Linked DNA regions of Homo sapiens: region 2 is linked to region 1. A link is an interaction called in ENCODE POLR2A ChIA-PET data of the cell type or tissue named here. Cell type or tissue: B cell. All regions are shown on one strand. Region 1 overlaps CLN5 (CLN5 lysosomal BMP synthase). Region 2 overlaps MYCBP2 (MYC binding protein 2).

The links. ChIA-PET counts read pairs that join two places held together with the same protein. Peaks named below come from ENCODE experiments on the same cell type or tissue, not always from the same donor. Only the 100,000 strongest peaks of a DNase experiment are listed, where the experiment ranks them.
Region 2: POLR2A ChIA-PET joins it to region 1 with 9 read pairs; 6 of 35 experiments call an interaction of 5 or more read pairs at or near these places.

Annotation. Positions count from the first base shown.
Region 1 is chr13:77,000,439-77,005,438 of GRCh38, forward strand. It overlaps CLN5 (CLN5 lysosomal BMP synthase), which reads left to right. Exons shown (of 4, transcript NM_006493.4): 4 at 20-4,679. The coding sequence ends at 531. It overlaps FBXL3 (F-box and leucine rich repeat protein 3), which reads right to left. Exons shown (of 5, transcript NM_012158.4): 5 at 4,822-5,000. Among named protein-coding and RNA genes, the nearest start is that of CLN5, 11 kb to the left of the region's middle. In B cell, CTCF peaks have their summits at 2,381 (motif pointing left) and 2,580; no DNase peak of the experiment used is centred here; H3K27ac peaks cover 3,036 bases.
Region 2 is chr13:77,060,964-77,065,963 of GRCh38, forward strand. MYCBP2 (MYC binding protein 2) reads right to left here. Exons shown (of 83, transcript NM_015057.5): 73 at 3,652-3,771; 74 at 1,633-1,734; 75 at 699-827; 76 at 206-338. Among named protein-coding and RNA genes, the nearest start is that of MYCBP2-AS1, 12 kb to the right of the region's middle. In B cell, no CTCF peak of the experiment used is centred here; a DNase peak (open chromatin) is centred at 4,708; H3K27ac peaks cover 1,180 bases.

The sequences.
Region 1 (5,000 bases):
TTTTGTTTTTTTAAACTAGGAAACATGTTCAACCAAATGGCAAAGTGGGTGAAACAGGACAATGAAACAGGAATTTATTATGAGACATGGAATGTAAAAGCCAGCCCAGAAAAGGGGGCAGAGACATGGTTTGATTCCTACGACTGTTCCAAATTTGTGTTAAGGACCTTTAACAAGTTGGCTGAATTTGGAGCAGAGTTCAAGAACATAGAAACCAACTATACAAGAATATTTCTTTACAGTGGAGAACCTACTTATCTGGGAAATGAAACATCTGTTTTTGGGCCAACAGGAAACAAGACTCTTGGTTTAGCCATAAAAAGATTTTATTACCCCTTCAAACCACATTTGCCAACTAAAGAATTTCTGTTGAGTCTCTTGCAAATTTTTGATGCAGTGATTGTGCACAAACAGTTCTATTTGTTTTATAATTTTGAATATTGGTTTTTACCTATGAAATTCCCTTTTATTAAAATAACATATGAAGAAATCCCTTTACCTATCAGAAACAAAACACTCTCTGGTTTATAAAACACCTTAATTCTACTGCTCTTTTTTCTCCAATCACCAGCATCTGTTTTTCAGGGGGTGATTTTACTTTTGTGAATTCCTTAGCCTTTCTTCCTTGGTGCATAAAGTTAAAATGCACATCAGCAGAATTGCTGCATATTAACATCTCAGGACTCTTCTCTTGTAAAGAAGCTGAAATTCGTACTATATTGGCCAAAGTGAGCGAGTTAGGTGATCTTGGTTTCAATTTCCGAGCCTTTGTTAATATGGAGAATTATGGTTCATATCAGTTATGTAGGACCTTTGGACCCAGGGTCCTACAGATAGATATGGTGTGCCCAGATTTTAAAAATACCTTCAAAAATAAAAAATACATTCAGTGACATTTTCATGGTGGGAGCTCTTCTTTCTGATATGGCAGTTACACTTTTTCACTTAAGTGCTTTAGTTTAGACTAACTTTACAACTTCTATAACTTTTGGAACCAAGTTTAGTATAGTCTGATTACATTCCATTCACCTAACTTTAGACATTCGTTTAGACACCATAACTGGAGTGATTGTGCTTCTAGATGTGGCAAATCCAGTGTTAACACATATTTCTGGCTGAGATTTTGGAACTAGCTAGTAACTGGCTTGTGTTCTTTAAGCATACTAACATCACTAAATCTTAGGATTTAGGATTGCTGTAAAGATGTAAGTTGTGTATGTTTGGCAGGTCACATTGAATGGCAGTGATAATGATTAATCAAAGAACAAATGTCATCCTTGATCTTGCCTAATGTAGTTTATGTGCCAAACTTTCCAGGGTTTTGTAGTCACCTAGATTTTAAGCTGATAGCATAGTGCTTCAGCGGTTCTTCTAACCGGGGTATGCAGGAACATGGCTGCAGACACGTTTGGGTAAACAGGCACCTTCTGACTTCTTCATTGTTTCCTGTAGTTCTCCCTCTTCCCACAAAGCTGTCAGCGCAGTGGAAGAGGTTGCACTTCTCCGAGAGAGGACAGGTTTCTGTTAAGATCACCAAGTAGCTGTGCTTTAATTAGAGCCAGACAAGCTTTCAAGGTCCTTTAAGTATTTGATGATCAACTGAACACGTTTCTATTCAAGGAGAAAACACCATTCAGTAAGAAGATGGAGTAGATATCAGATAAAACAATTCACGTTTAATATGTAAATGTACCAATTATGTGATTCAGTTTCAACTTTCAAGTACTTCCTGAGAGGTTAGTACATTATTATTGAGCTCTCACAGAAAGCTTAATCATAGATATAATTAACCTGATCCAAATGAGTAAAGTGGACCTTAGAAAGGCTAAGTGATCTTTCTCTGGCTATCCAGCTAGTAGTAATGAAGTCAGGTCTTGAACCCCGGTTCTGCTGACTGAATTGGATGCACTATAGTACAGGCTTTTAGCACCGAAGTGTGGTCCTCAGACCAGTGCCTGCCAACCAGATGTTACTGGTCTGTGAGGAAATAAGTACAGATACTGACAGGAAGCTTTTATAAACAATTTATTGGAGTGTTTTTGTTTCTGTTGGGTCTAATTAAAAAAATTGGAGCTTGTATTTTATGTGTCTTTGGTCTTATTTTGTCTAGGAATTCATTTTTGCTGGGTTTTTTTTTTTCAACTGTAGTCCCACAACAGTCTGAAAATAACCCAGTCACCAGATATCTTCCTCAAATACAGAGGGAGAACTTTCTTTCACGCCTCCTTTAGCCTGTCGACTCCTTATAATAATGCCTAAATATTCCAAATTAATACTGCCTCTTTAACCTGCTAATTGTTTTCACAATGTTACAAGAAAACTTGGATCTGTGCATTATCACCATCTAGTGGCTAAACTCAGGCAACACGAACTTCTACCAAACTCAGGAAATTGCTCTGGAAAAACTACAGGATTTTGGATTTCCAGAACTGCCTTGAAGAGACAAAGATTCTTGTACCAAGTTTTGGTCAACTGCAAATCAAAGAACTTGGTTATGCAGGGAAAACAAATGAGGATATCTGTACCTGGAACTTTTAAACAAGATTCTAATAGTTATGTGAAAAAAGCATTCAAGATTTTTGAGTAGGCACAGTGGCTTACGCCTGTAATCCTATCACTTTGCGAAACTGAGGTGGTGGAAGGATCACTGAAGGTCGGGAGTTCAAGACCAGCCTGGCCAATGTGGTGAAACCCCGTTTCTCCTAAAATTAAAAAAAAAAAAAAAAAGCTAGGGGTGGTGGTCCATGCCTGTAATCCCAGCTACACGTGAGGCTAAGGCAGGAGAATCACTTGAACCCAGGAGGCAGAGGTTGCAGTGAGCTGAGATGGCGCCACTGCACTCCAGCCTGGGCGACAGAGCGAGACTCCGTCTCAAAAAAAAAGCATTCAAGATTTTTCATTGTTCCTAAGAATCTTAATTAAATGAAGACAGAAAGCATCATAAAGTCAGGTAACTACAGCACAGACAGCATTAACATTTACAAAAGTATTTCTTAAGAATTAAACCTGTCAGCTCTACTTACAAGATGTAGAGCTTTCAGGTGAAGATGATTCAAGAACATGCTTTCAAAATAGTAGTTGAGAAACCAAAACATAGCCACGCAGAAATCTGCCAATTAAGTTTTGCTGCCCTTTGAGCAATATGACTTAATGTGATTTACTTTAATTATAACTTAAGTACAACTTAAATGCAGTTTCTATTTTGCTATTGTTATAGATGTAGGCTGGGTGCGGTGGCTTATGCCTGTAATCCTAACACATACTTTGGGAGGCCAAGGTGGACGGATCACTTGAGGTCAGGAGTTCGAGACCAGCCTGGCCAACATGGTGAAACCCCGTCTCTACTGAAAATACAAAAATTAGCTGGTTGTGGTGGAGCATGCCTGTAGTCCCAGCTACTTGGGAGGCTGAGGCAGGAGAATCACTTGAATCCAGGAGGTGGAGGTTCCCACGAGCCAAGATCGCACCACTGCACTCCAGCCTGGCAACAGAGTGAGACTCCGTCTCAAAAAAATGTTGTAGATGTATAAAATTTATACATTTTTAGTCTGACTAGGGCTTTAGAGTGAATATATCTCCTCATTAATCTGGCACAAAATTAGTTAAGTAAGTATACCCACAAAGTGTCATCTAATATATTGTTGCATGTAGAGGAAAACACAGTGAAGAAACCTACTAACTTTATTTGGAACCCTCAATATTGGTGGCTCCTTAAAAATTGGAGAAAAAAATCAAGTCTTAGGAAGTCTTATCCAGTTTTATGGTCTGCTGTGGTGGCACTTAATGAATTACCTGGAATTATAGTTCCTGTAAGATGTTTTATTTTTTAAATAGTTGGCAGGCTATACAAAGAGTGATGTTCCAAAACTACACACATGCTTTTTCCCTGTTCACAAAGGCAAACAGGCTGGCCAAAGTGTTTCCAGCATCTTCGTCATATTTACCCTTTATTATCCAAGTGGTTTCCTGCTCTTCAAACCTTCCTTTCAAAATTTTGTCTCCTACTTAAAACAAGTTAGGATTATTTATCCTTTTATTGGACTGATTATTCTAAGGATAAGCTCTTACTTCACTTTCGGAGTAAAAGGCTTTGTGCCCTTTTTAAAGTTGGGTGTCAGCAAGCAGCTGGAATTTTCCTGCCTGGTAAAATTAAAACCAGCCCCACAAACTGGGGTTGGAGTCTGTGCAAAGCTCATTACTATCTATGTGTGGGGTAGAAATTATAGTGTGTTAAAGGACCTAGTGTAAAAAAAAAAAATTTTAAAGGACCTAGTGGAGGCTTGAACCTTCTTCACATGAACGTCTTCCTTTCAGCCTAAAGTTCTTAAAATGCACTAAATTGACTTAATCTTCAATCATACCTATTTTTTCTGATATGGTTACAACAGCCCAAATTACCAAGATAAGTTGAAAGCCAGTAAAACAATGAAAATAATTTCAATAGTTGAAAAACTATTCTAATTTATATAAAGACATTTATCTCTAAAAAGACTGGTTGGGTTCAAGGACCCTTAAAGACTGATTCTATGTCTAAATAATCTGTTTTATAAGTTCTCATTCTGAATGCAGAAAGAACCTATTATTTTCTGTATAAAAATTTAAAAATTTATATTTCATGGTAGGTTTTAAATTTCCTATTTCTTTAGGCATCAGAGCTTATTTCAAGAATAGATTCCATGAGCCTAACCTTGTATCTTCAAAAAGGCGAGTCTATCATAAACATTGTTTAATATTAAATATTATATCCATCAAATATGGATTTGAAACATTTTTAAGTTTAAAGTCAAATGTTTGTGTAGTTTTTAAAAAGTAAAATACAACAGCATTAGTAACTTTTTATTCTCAAAGTGATAAAAGCATTTAACATATACTTTACAGTATAAACAAATTAAGTACTATGCATTTTGCTTATAAAGTGACAAAGTATTTTAAGCATTATATAATTCAATTTGTACAAAAAGTAAATTTCCAAATACAAGCTTTGGTTAGTAGAACTGATT
Region 2 (5,000 bases), 61 kb after region 1:
TTAGTGGCAAATCAGGTTTCTTGACTTTTGGTCTAATGCTCTCTTCACCATAGAACACTCTATATATTTAGTAAATATATAGATCAATGATGTCATAATTAAACATCAGAATATCACTCAAAATTATTCACAGTTTAATCAGTTGGCACGGTTTAATCTTTTTTTGTGGGTTTTAAAGGCATGGCTCAATCTTTAAACCTTTTACCTGTGTGTTCTCGGAATTCCACCATTGCCTTCATTGTTTTAGAATCTGCCAGTGCCATCAACCAGAACAATTTGGTTCTACCACAACCTTCATGAAGGTCAACCTTTATAGCTTCTTCTTCTTCTTTGAAGACCTATTATTTCATTAAAGAACAGGGAAAAATATGCTTATTTATCACTCTGAAAGGGAGAGTATAAAATTTAATTATTCAATAATAATAATGGCTTTCATTTAAGCACTCTAAGAAGTTTTGAATATTTCCAATCTTCTCTTTAATCTTCACAGCAGTCCCTTTTTTATAAATGGAGAAATTAAGTGTTTCTAAGGATAAAACAACTTGCTATTTATAGATGGTAAGCGAGACAGCTGTGAACTCAACCAAGGTCTTTGATTCCAAAGTCCACTTTTTCCCCCTACTACACAAAGCCTCTTTCACACATTTATTTCAAAATTCACTGAACATATTTTATGCTCCAGAGACAAAAATCTTCACCTGTCTTTGATGAGTTTTGGTTCTTCGATGAAGGTGAAGGAATCTGTCACAGTCTGTACATAAATTTCCACAGACATTGCATAAAATGATTGCTGCAGTTTCACCATCATCATGGTTATCACACATAGGCTAAAATAAGACATTTCCACGTTACTTAGATTAACAAGCAAGTCTCAGACTCTCATACAAATTGAATATAATTTATTTACAAAAATAAACCGTTATTCGGAAGTCTATTAAGAATTTAGAATCTGAATATTAAACAGAATTATTGCAAATGTACTTAACTATAAAAATCTCTCAAAACTCCAAATCCAATCATTAATGTGCTTTGCAGGTTCAATGATTAATACAATGAACAGGTATACTTTGTTACTTAGAGACTTAAGAAATGTCTGCCCCATTATATATCTAAACATTCTGTATGCCAAAGGAAGAAACTGTTTATTTTTGAAACTTGAACATTAATAAGAAAATGGTGAAAGGGCCTATATAAAGTTTTCCTTTCTAGTGAACTTAAAGATACCCATCAAACCTACTTAAGTATATATGTGAACAGGTGGTGTGTCATGTTGCCTGTGTTATTGCTTTATTTCCTTCCTACCATAAGACTGATTACATTTTAGTAAAATATCTAGTCACTAAATCAGACTCTGGCTAAAAATAAATTTTGATATGATGCAAACATGACTCAGAGAAGAAGAAAGCTCTTTAATATACTTAAATAAAAGCCCCTAAAGTTTCCATATACTATGAAGTAGGGACTCTCTGAAATAGACTTGTGAGATGAACTTGGCCGAAGGGACACAATCTTTCAAGAGATCCACTAACTGTTTATGTTGATGTGTTTTTTGTTTGTTTGTTTGTTTTTAAGCTAAGCTAAAGCTTACTGTAAAGGAAAGCAAGATAAATTCTTACAAAATTCTGATCTTACCATTTGTTTTTGTTGTCCATCCTTTCCCATCCATCTCCCCGAGGAGAGACGATCTACGTGGTCCTGATCAAGAACACATAGGGATGCGAGAGCAAGCCAGAGCTGTTGAAAGGGAAGGCTGTTACACCACTGAATTTTTAGGAAAGACTTATGAAATGCTGACTGTGACACATCACAACAGCTCAATAAATGCTGGCTGATTTTGAAAATACATAGATACTCAGTGGCACTCAAGTCTTCCTGATGTGGTAGCAGGCATACACGATCACTGTCCTATGTGCCATGCACACAGGAGGCACTCAGATATCTACTGAACAAGTGACTGTTTCTCTGATGAACCACCCTGTCTTCTATCTGACAAATAAAATTATCCTTTATTGGTCTACTATGTAAACAACATATGAATAAATGAATTGGCATATTTAATATTTACTACTAATGTCTTCTGAATATTTTTCCATTTAGTATCATTAAATGCCAAAGAAGGTGGTACAGCAACTGCTAAATTGTGTACAGTCCCATGAGTAGTCAGGTACACATTAAATCCTTCTAGATAATAAAAGTTCCTCAGAAGTCTTTGTTGCCCCTTGTTGCCCCAGAAAGCCTAATACTATACTTGGTGCACTTTGTCAGAAATACATACATGTCTAAAAGCTTTAGAAAACTGTTCTCCAAAATAGGGCCGGGCACAGTGGCACATGCCTGTAATCCCAGCACTTTGGGAGGCCAAGGTGGGTGGATCACCTGAGGTCAGGGGGTTATGACCAGCCTGACTAACATGGTGAAACCCAGTCTTTACTAAATACAAAAAAAATTAGCCAGGTGTGGTGGTATATGCCTGTAATCCGAGCTACTTGGGAGGCTGAGACAGGAGAATCGCTTGTACCTGCAGGCGGAGGCTGCAGTGAGCCAAGATCGTACCATTGCACTCCAGCCTGGGCATCAAGAGTGAAACTCTGTCTCAAAAAAAAAAAAAAAAAAAAAAAGACAACTGTTTTCAGAAATAGTTAAAAATTTCTGAGGCTTAAAGGGTAAGCTTCAGTTTTATATAGAATGATATATCCCCTCATTAATGAAGAATAGAAAATGACTTAACTAGCTCAACTCTAAGAAGTGCATGTGAGTGTTATTGGATACAGAAAGCAAGAGATGTTAAAATAGGGACAGAAAAATAGAAAAAGAAATAATGCATGCAAGGAGGAAGGGGAATGCAGACTGAAAGAAAGCAACACATGAGTGGTAGGAAAGGATTACTGTCAAAAATACCTATTTCAGGTGTCACAGTCAATAATAGCAAGATAGCATAAATTGACTTTTTCCGCCCTAGGGATATATAGTTTATCTTCTTCAGATTTCTGAGGATTAACCTAAGCAATTTTTACCAGCATTCACTTCTTCCTAACGTTGTCAGACTGCCCTCCTTCAAGGAAATCTCAAATCTCTTCTGGAAGTATATGGGACATGAAATCTAGCAGGTTAAAACTTACTATAAATGTGTCATCTGAAGAATGCAATCTCATTTCCTCAAAGATTTCCACCCTGACCCTGCCCTGGACAAGCACTTCTTGCTTTTTAGAAGTAAGACCTATAAATCCTGTAAGTAAGTTACAGGGCTCTACATTAGGAACAACCAGGCATAGGCAGGGGTCTTGTCTCCAAAGGACCTTCGGTCTATCACAGCATAATGCTGGCACTAAACTTACTGTGGTAAACTACAGCAAACAGATCATTAGAAAGACAACACGCAAACAATGTACAATGTAATTAGCCTTTTCTAACCAGTGTACCCTTGGCTTCCTAAACAATAACAAAAACAAGTGACACAGAACACATAACAGTGAGAAGTAACGACTAGTTCATAATATAAAAGCCCTTTATACTTTTTCAATAAATACGGTATTTGGTTAAAAAATAATTATGTTGACTTAGTGATTAAAATTTGTTTAAATCTATTACTAAAAAAGAACACGCAATGATACACACCAAATTTAAAACAAAACAAAACAAAGCAAAACCTACTCTAGTTGTTGCAATACATCTCACTGGAGACCTAAATTCTTCTTCCATCTTGGTCAAGGCAATGATGGTTTCTGCAATAGCATTTTTTGTCACTCGGGACCAAGCTTCTGACAGATGACCCTATTGAGCAGAACAGAGTATTTTAATAAGTGACCAGAAATGTATTACCATAGTAAACTCTTTTTTCTTAAATAACATCTCCTATCAAAGGAAATATTTGTTTTTAGTGAGACCATGGAATTTTAGATTATGGGCACAAACTTTTGAACTAAAATTTCTTCGTGATCCTATGGAAAATTCAACTTCTAATCATCATTTTGATATTTAAAAATAAATAAATAAAAAATTAAGTTCTCAATACTCTTTTCCTGGAAATCAAGGGCAATTACTCTCACATCTGATAAAAACATAACAGAAATACTAAGGTTATCTATGTTTGAGAAGTTTGTCACTTAGCATAAAATTTACACAGTGAAGCTAACTGCTTTAGATGAGTATTACAGGAACCTAAAATATAAACAGGTTCAAACTGCAACTACCTTTATTTGCTACCTTGATTTGTAATGAACAAACATTTAACTATCATATAATTTAGGTGTTCCTAAATATTACTCCTAAATATTTTAATTCAATGAACACCCTGAGAAAGTCTGTTTGCCACAGAGGTTGAGAAAATATCCACGCTGTTGGGAAAAGTGATAGAACTTCATCTTTCCCCCAGAAAATCCTCCCACTTCTCATATCCACATGATTTAAGGGGCAGTTCAATTCCTCCTCCTTCTCCAAGCTGCCTTCTATTCCTTCTGACTCTACATTCCATACTATCTTGTCCTTCTCAGGCTGCCCTCCTAGAAATAATACAATGTGTGGAAAATGACAAGGAGCAACTAATCAGAGCCAGGCATTCTGTAAAGTAACTCCCTGTCCTCCACACTCCCAGATCTCCTTTGGAAGCCACCATCTTAAGACAGAGGGTATATGACATTAATAAAGAAGAATAAAGGGTTTAAAAACCATGAGGACTGAGGAGAATGAGAAACTTCCACTTTCGAGAGCTCTCTTCCTCTTTTTTTCCTTTAGGTTTTTTGAATCAAGTTCTTTCTTAGGGTCTGAAAGAGCATATTTTATTTTATTAGATTTTAAAGTCACGTAACAATTCCCACACAAATTAACTGGAAAATTTGAAATGAACATGGTTTACATAAATGACAAATTATCACTCACTGAAAAGACAAACAGCATGATAGTTAACATACTACAAATAGTCTTTAAGTAAAGTTACACTAATCTACATCTCCTATCAATTCAGCAGAGTAAGCTGTTTTGTGTCAGCTTCCTGCCGCACTTCA